3 separate regions of the Homo sapiens genome follow, and regions 2 and 3 are each linked to region 1. Evidence: chromatin loops called from intact Hi-C (ENCODE). Cell type or tissue: heart left ventricle. All regions are shown on one strand.

What was found. A loop is a pair of places that touch in the nucleus more often than their neighbours do. Peaks named below come from ENCODE experiments on the same cell type or tissue, not always from the same donor. Only the 100,000 strongest peaks of a DNase experiment are listed, where the experiment ranks them.
Region 2: it touches region 1 in a loop (4-fold over the local background); 30 of 110 quality-filtered maps call a loop at or near these places.
Region 3: a loop joins it to region 1, with 2.1 times the contacts of the local background. A loop is called at or near these places in 21 of 110 quality-filtered maps.

The regions. Positions count from the first base shown.
Region 1 is chr1:8,215,979-8,218,478 of GRCh38, reverse strand. No RefSeq gene overlaps it. Among named protein-coding and RNA genes, the nearest start is that of LINC01714, 8.6 kb to the right of the region's middle. RefSeq lists an enhancer at 1,113-1,614. In heart left ventricle, a CTCF peak has its summit at 1,037; DNase peaks (open chromatin) are centred at 988 and 1,198; H3K4me3 peaks cover 1,025 bases; H3K27ac peaks cover 908 bases.
Region 2 is chr1:8,030,251-8,032,750 of GRCh38, reverse strand. All of the region lies in intron 2 of ERRFI1-DT (ERRFI1 divergent transcript), which reads right to left. Among named protein-coding and RNA genes, the nearest start is that of ERRFI1-DT, 5.0 kb to the right of the region's middle. In heart left ventricle, a CTCF peak has its summit at 1,376; no DNase peak of the experiment used is centred here.
Region 3 is chr1:8,039,452-8,041,951 of GRCh38, reverse strand. All of the region lies in intron 2 of ERRFI1-DT (ERRFI1 divergent transcript), which reads right to left. Among named protein-coding and RNA genes, the nearest start is that of ERRFI1-DT, 14 kb to the right of the region's middle. RefSeq lists a silencer at 1,049-1,343. In heart left ventricle, no CTCF peak of the experiment used is centred here; a DNase peak (open chromatin) is centred at 1,121; H3K27ac peaks cover 444 bases.

The DNA of each region.
Region 1 (2,500 bases):
TCCAGTCCCAGAGGCAAGCCGAGTGGGTCTTCCCTCTCCCTCCAAAGACAAGGCAACTGGTGTCCGAGTCATACTCTGAGGATAAACCTATTTCCTAAGCAAAAGCCTCTCCATCATGGAAAAGCATCCACCAGCCACGGTCCTCCCCAGGCTACCTGTGGGGCCCAGGAAGGCCTGCATGAAGTCGGGAGCGGAGCTTGTTGGGCGCCTGGTATTTATCAACTCCTGTGCTCCAGCCTGGGCGACAGAGTGAGACTCTGTCTCAAAAATAAATAAGTAAAAAAGTAAATAACCTGATCCTGTCTTTATCTAGGTTTAAACAAATCTCTTGCTCATGATGACTTGTTTGCATTAATTTGTATTTTTAAAAACACTGCACTAAAATATTATTTATGTTGAATAGTTTTTTTTTGACACCCCTCCTTTAATTTTGCACCCACAGCCTCACCCTAGTCCCTGGCCTGAGCCACATCCGCTTTCCCCAGGTCTCCCATTTTATTTTGAGACAGGGGCTCACTGTCACCCAGGCTGGGGTTCAATGGCATGATCATGGCTTACTGCAGCCTCAACCCACTGGGCTCAAGTGATCCTCCTGCCTCGGCTTCCCAAAGTGCTGGGATTACAGGCTGGAGCCATCGCTCCCGGCCCTGGATACTTTTAATTTTGCAGCTGGAGAAGGGAACACAAGGGGAATGGAGGGTTTGTTGAAATTAAAGCGCACGGCGAGAAAGGATGGGTCACTAGCATCCTCCTTTTCCCTGCGCGGGTGTCCCCGGAAGCACCCCCTCCCTCGCCAAGCCCAGCTTCTGCACAGGCTCCAGGAGACGTTGCTCCGGGGTCCTGCCGGGGACACCGGGCTGCGTCCCCGTCGGCCGCCGCGCAGATGCGCACTTGGAGCAGACTCGGGTTCCGGGGCTGGGGGAAAGAGAAACCCGGGCTCCAAACCCTCCTGGAAGTCTCTTGAGGGCGCGAGCTCCGCAGAGGCAGGAGCCTCCGCGCACGTGCACGCCCGAAACTGCTAAAGCCCACGCGCGAGCTTGACCGCCGCGTGGAGGCGCCGGCTGCGGGGAGAGAAGCCGCCCCGGCCCCGGCCCCTTCCTGCGGCGCCCTCCGGCCCTGGCCCCGGCCCCAGCCGTGCGCGGGCGGCCGCTCCCCCACAAGCTGGCCTGGCTGACCCAGCGCCGCCGCTGGGCCTTCAAAGGGCGGCCGCTTCCTGTCGCCCCGGGACGGCTCGGCCGAGCCCTCCTCGTCACGGGGCGGGCGTCCCCGCCGTCACCTCCTTTGCCCTTAGTCGGGAGGACGCCCCCCTACTGCACTCCCCGGCCGAGCTGGGCAGACCCCCGTCCTCCCACCTGGGGGCTCCTCCTTCTGCTCCCTCGCCTCCCTCTGCTCTCCGGTCCCCTCCCCTCGCCCTCATCTCTGGGAAAGTTGTTTCAGCCCTGAAGTGTGCCTGAGCACGAGCACCTTCTCCTCCTCCCTGTTCCCCATACGAGTCACAGGAATGACCCAAGGCACTGGATAAAAATTCAGATTCCTGCGGACTCTGATTCCGAAGGTCTGAGTGGTGGTGTTGGGGTAGGGGTGAGGGCGCCCCAGGAATCTGTACAACTGACAAGCAGAAGAATCTAATGGAGAAACTGGGCTAGAATCAGTCACTGACTGTCCTTGCTTAAGCCCGGGAGGTTGAGGCTGCAGCGTGCTGTGATTGTGACACTGCACTCCAGCCTAGGCGACAGAGCAAGACCCTGTCTCAAAAATAAAAAGAAAAAAGAAAAAAAGAGGAAAAGGCTGGGCGCGGTGGCTCAGGCCTATAATCCCAGCACTTTGGGAAGCCAAGGCGAGCGGATCACAAGGTCATGCGTTCCAGACCAGCCTGGCCAACGTGGTGAAACCCCGTCTCTACCAAAAATACAAAAATTAGCCAAGCGTGGTGGTGCACGCCTGTGATCCCTGCTACTCAGGAGGCTGAGACAGGAGAGTTGCTTGAACCCGAGAGGCAGAGGTTGCAGTGAGCCGAGATAAAGCCACTACACTCCAGCCTGGGAGTCTCAAAAAAAAAAAAAAAAAAAAAAAGAAAGAAAGAAAGAAAGAAAAAAAAAAAGGATCACTGCCTCCTTTTCCTTCCCTTCACTGTCAAACTGCTCTCTAAGCTTTGTCCAAGCTGGCTAACCCACCATCATCAAAATCCTCCAAGTATTCTTTTTAAAGCAAAGGAATTTTTGTGTTTATATAATTTCAAACTTACTTAAAGACATTGCAAGAATATGACCAAGAACTCCTACAAACCCTGGGCCTAGTTTCTCCACGGGGGTGCATTTTGCCACACTGGCTTTATCACTGTCTCCAAATAGATAAGGATTTTTTTCTAAACCATTTATGCAAGTAAATTGCAGAGGTCATGTCTCCTATCTCTAAATACTTGGTCATGTCTTTACTGAGGACAAGGACATTCATGGCACAGTTAGCAAAAGAAAAAGACTTTTAAGGACCCCCAGTGACT
Region 2 (2,500 bases), 190 kb after region 1:
CATTCAGCTTTTACAACATTACTGCATCAAGTCATTGAGTATATCTGTTGTCCTTATACATTCCAGAGAAAATTGTAAAGCTGTTCCTATCAAAAGGTTCTGCAAGGACTTTATGTTAAATAGATTTATGTATAGGCTAAATGTGTTTTTTAAAGGAAACATGTCTATGGATGTTTATGACTATGGGCTTAGAAGTAACTGCTCACAGACTTACGGTTACTTGTGAGCTTGCCTTCAGGAATGCTAAGAAGATTCTCTGTGCCCTTAGCATATCTCCCCTATGGATTGCTGGTGCTATCAACTAATACACAGCCCTTTCTTTGTCTTAAGGTTTTATAGTCTCTTAAGTAGAATACTGCAGAGTCAATTAAGACATTTTATCTTATAAGTCATTTATGCCCCCTGGGATTTAAGGAAACAGCCTTCTGGACTAATTAAATCATGTATACTATCAAGCAATCAAGAATTTTTCAATCTTGCAATCACAGATGTTCAAAAATCTCCCAAAGAATATGTGACCACAACAACGAGAATAACAATAATAAAAACAGGCCAGGCGCGGTTGCTCACGCCTGTCATCCCAACACTTTAGGAGGCCAAGGCGGGCAGATCACTTGAGGCCAGGAGTTCAAGACCAGCCTGGCCAACATGGCGAAAACCTGTCTCTACTAAAAATACAAAAATTAGCCAGGCATGGTAGCACACGCCTGTAGTCCCAGCTACTCAGGAGGCTGAGGCACAAGAATCACTTGAACCCAGGATGCGGAGGCTGCAGTGAGCCAAGATCACGCCATTGCACTCCAGCTGGGGTAACACAGCAAGCCTTGGTCTCAAATAATAATAATAAAAAATCTAACATTTATTGAACCCTGATTGTGCTAGACAATATTATAAGCTCTTTTACATGTACTATCTCAATTATCTGTCCAATAGGAACCACTCTTATCCCCATATTACAAGGCCTCAAGAGGTTAAGTGATTTGCCCGAAGTGGAACAGCCGGTGTTCAAACCGAAACCCTGAGTCCAGAGCGTATGCCTTTCATTCCTACACCACTTTTCTTGTTCTTCTTTATCGAGAATAAAAGAAAATACCTGCTCCAAAGCATCAACTTGGTAAAATAATACCAAATTATTTTAGAACTAAGCCAAGGAGTAAGCATCTCAAAGTTTTCTTTTTTTAATATAGCAGTGTTACTTTCCTTATACCCTGCATCTGCATATACCTGCATCTATATAAACATATCTCATATGTGACCAGTGTCAATAAGAAGTGAAATATATTTCTGAAATCTCTCAATGAAGAGTTTATATTAACATTTTAAATTAATTAATTAATTAATTTGGCAAGGGACTAGAGCACACCCTACTGGCCAGCTAATAGGAAATACAGCATTTACTTAGGAGAAAATGCTTAAATGTTTAAATAATTTGAAAATAAAGTCAGGCTAGCGTCTAAAAGAAATTTGAAAAATTGTCTTGTAAACATCTAGATTATGTATCTAAATTAATGTATCCATAAGACTTGGCCAGGCGCGGTGGCTCACACCTGTAATCCCAGTACTTTGGGAGGGCGAGGCAGGTGCATCACCTGAGGTCAGGAGTTCAAAACCAACCTGGCCAACATGGTGAAACCCCGTCTCTACTGAAAATACTAAAAATTAGCTGGGCATGGTGGTGGATGCCTGTAATCCCAGCTACTTGGGATGCTTAGGCAGGTGAATCGCTTGAACCTGGGAGGTGGAGGTTGCAGTGAGCTGAGATTGCGCCATTGCACTCCAGCCTGGGCAACAAGAGCGAAACTCCATCTCAAAATAAACAAATAAATAAAAATTAATTAATTAATGTATCCACAAGACTAAAAAATTTACAACAGTTACACATTTTAAAGATGGGATAGAATTAGAAACATAATAACCACCAATAGCATTTAATGTTAAGAGAGCATTTGGTAAATGAAAGGTAGCTCAGTTAAAAATAAACAACTACGCGAACAGCCTGTCTAAAACTCATACTAAGAAAAAGCAGTGAAGCCCTGGCCCTAACACTTAAAATAATAGACTGGGAAATTAAAACCAACCTGCTCAGACTTCCACAGGCGAAGTATCCTTTTTGGGGAAAAACTAGGAAGGGAGAGCAGTACCCCTAATTAACTAATGGAAAAATGGGCTGGGCATGGTGGCTCACGCCTATAATTTCAGTACTTTGGGAAGCCAAGACAGGGAGATCACTTGAGGCCGGGAGTTCAAGACCAGTCTGACCAACACAGAGAAACCCCGTCTCTACTAAAAGCACAAAATTAGCCGACGTGGTGGTGCATGCCTATAATCCCAGCTACTCGGGAGGCTGAGGCAGGAGAATCGCTTGAATCTAGGAGGCGGAGGTTGCGGTGAGCCCAAATCACGCCATTGCACTCCAGCCTGGGCAACAAGAGCAAAACTCTGTCTCAAAAAACAAATAAAAAACAAAACAAAACAAAAAAGACAAAAAAACAGAAAAAGG
Region 3 (2,500 bases), 180 kb after region 1:
ATGAAAATTGGGAGGTGGAAGAACATGAAAATTAGGAGGCAGTGATGTGAATTAACATGTTCTTAAGTGTTTCTTGTATTTTTCAGGAGAGTAAAGATACTAGCTTTAGACTTTGCTATGTTAAGCATTTCACAATTTCTAGGTAACCACCAAAAAAGAGAAATAGAGGGTATAACTTCCAAATTGGGAGCATGAGATGAGAAAAAAATGCAACGAGTAAAGAAAAGATGCAAGAAATGAGAAAGAAAAACCCTTAAAATCAAGACAAATAGACAGTTCAAAATAGCATGGTATAAATGATTGAAATTATCAGTAAAATATATCAGTAATCATAATAATTATAAGTGAACTACACTCACCAATGGAAGACAAAGATTTTTTTAATCCAGCTCTGCGCTGTTTATAAAACAGACCAAAAACTTAAGGACACCCAAAGAGTAAAAAGAAAATTTTAGAAAAAAATACACCAAAGTACTAACCAAAAGAAAGCCATTGTGACTCCAGAAATATCAAACAGGCCAGGCGTGGTCTCTCACGCCTATAATCCCATCACTTTGGGAGGCTGAGGCAAGCAGATCACTCAAGACCAGGAGTTTGAGACCAGCCTGGCCAACATGGCAAAACTCTGTCTCTACTAAAAATACAAAAAATTAGCTGGGCATGGTGGCACACACCTGTAATCCCAGATACTCAGATGGCTGAGACACAAGAATCGCTTAAACCCAGGAGGTATAGGTTACAGTGAGCTAAGATCATGCCACTGCAGTCCAGCCTAAGCCACAGAGTGAGACTTTGTCCCAAAACAAAACAAGACAAAACAAAAAAAGAAAGAAAGAAAGTAAAGAAAAGAAGTATCAAACAAAATAGACTTTAATGCAAAAATTATTACTAGAGATAGAGGCTTACTACAAATTAACAAAATGTTGGATTTATCAGACAGATTTAACAATTCTAAACATGTATGCTCTGAATAATATAGCCTCAAAATATCAAAGTAGAAACATCAACAAAACTACTAGGAAAATGGAGTGAGGAAGGATAAACTAACAACAGAGAGAACAAAAGGAAGTTTCCATGATGAGCTACCCAGATCCCCAATGAGTTATGAAAAGCCTTATTCCTCAAGCTCCTGGGAATGCTGCCAGAACATGGCCCTTAGCTGTCAACCCTGTTTGGAGAGTGACTCAGCTGAAGAAAACTGCCTTTTCCAAGCTTACTCTTCCTTCCAAAGGCAAGCCATATCAATGACTGACCAATAAGAGTTAGAGGAAAAAAGGTCCAGCTCTCTTGCCCAAGTTAGGACAACTCCAAAGGGTCAATCCTGTTCCAGAGCTTTGCATGTAGTTAGCTAAGGCCTATGTCGTACATGGATCACAACTTAACTTCTCCCTCTGCCCAATTCTTTTTCCTCACCCTTCCTTCAACACTCTAATAAATGTCCTCCATGTTCATCTCCATCTCAAAGACTGCTTGCCAAGAAGCCAGTCTGCAACAAATATCCAGGAGAGATGCACTGGTAAGAAATTAAAAATATGGGATTAAAGGCCAGGAGAAAAAAAAAAAAGGGACTACAGGCCAGGAGAGAAAATGGGACTACAATTAGATTTTGGTGTAATTTACATAGACATCATAATAAAAGCTCAGGAATAGAATGAGATGACTAAACTAAGGAATAAGTAAAGAAAGCCTCGAAGACGCCAACATCTAAGCATACAAGGAAGAGAAGAATAAATGACCGAGCAGGACTGAGGAGAGGTATCAAAAGGTGTGACGTGTAGTGTTACCGAGGTCAAAGAACAGAAAACTTTAAGAAATTTGTAAGTGAACAGAGTCAAATGCTGTACATAAGAAAATGGCTGTTGTGGACACTTGATGTATGCTGACAATATCCATTTCCTTTTTTTCCTAGTCCATTCTTCAGTCTTACTCTGGGAAGCTATCACCTCCTCTACTCTTAGTCCTCCTCTACTCTTGGTCCTCCTCTGCACTTGAGCCTCAGATGGATTTGATTCTCCCCCCATGGTTCCAAATGAGGTCCCACATTCAGGCTTGGCCAATTGGAACATTGCACTCCCCTGGCCTTCAGTTTCGATTTGTGAGAATCAGGCCCAGGGTTTTTGTTCAAACTATTAAATAAGTTGTTTTTAAAATTTTTAATTAGATGATCCCAGGGTTTGCTGGCAGCCATCATGCCACCAAGGAACCTCAAAATGAAGTCAACACAAACATGGATAAAGCCAAAAGTTAGAGAAAGTCTTGCCCTGCATGATGTCATCTGAACATGTGAACAAAGCAATGTGTGCAGCGACATCCTAGTCTTCTCCAGTACTGATCCACTGAATTCCTTTTTTTATTTATCCAATTTGAGTTGGGTTTCCTGTCACTAAAAAAAAGTCCTAACTGATAACATGAGGATAGATATTCCATACTCAATTTTGTATTCTACTTTTTAAAAAAACTTTTATTTTAGGTTCGGGGTACATGTGCAGGTTTGTGTTAT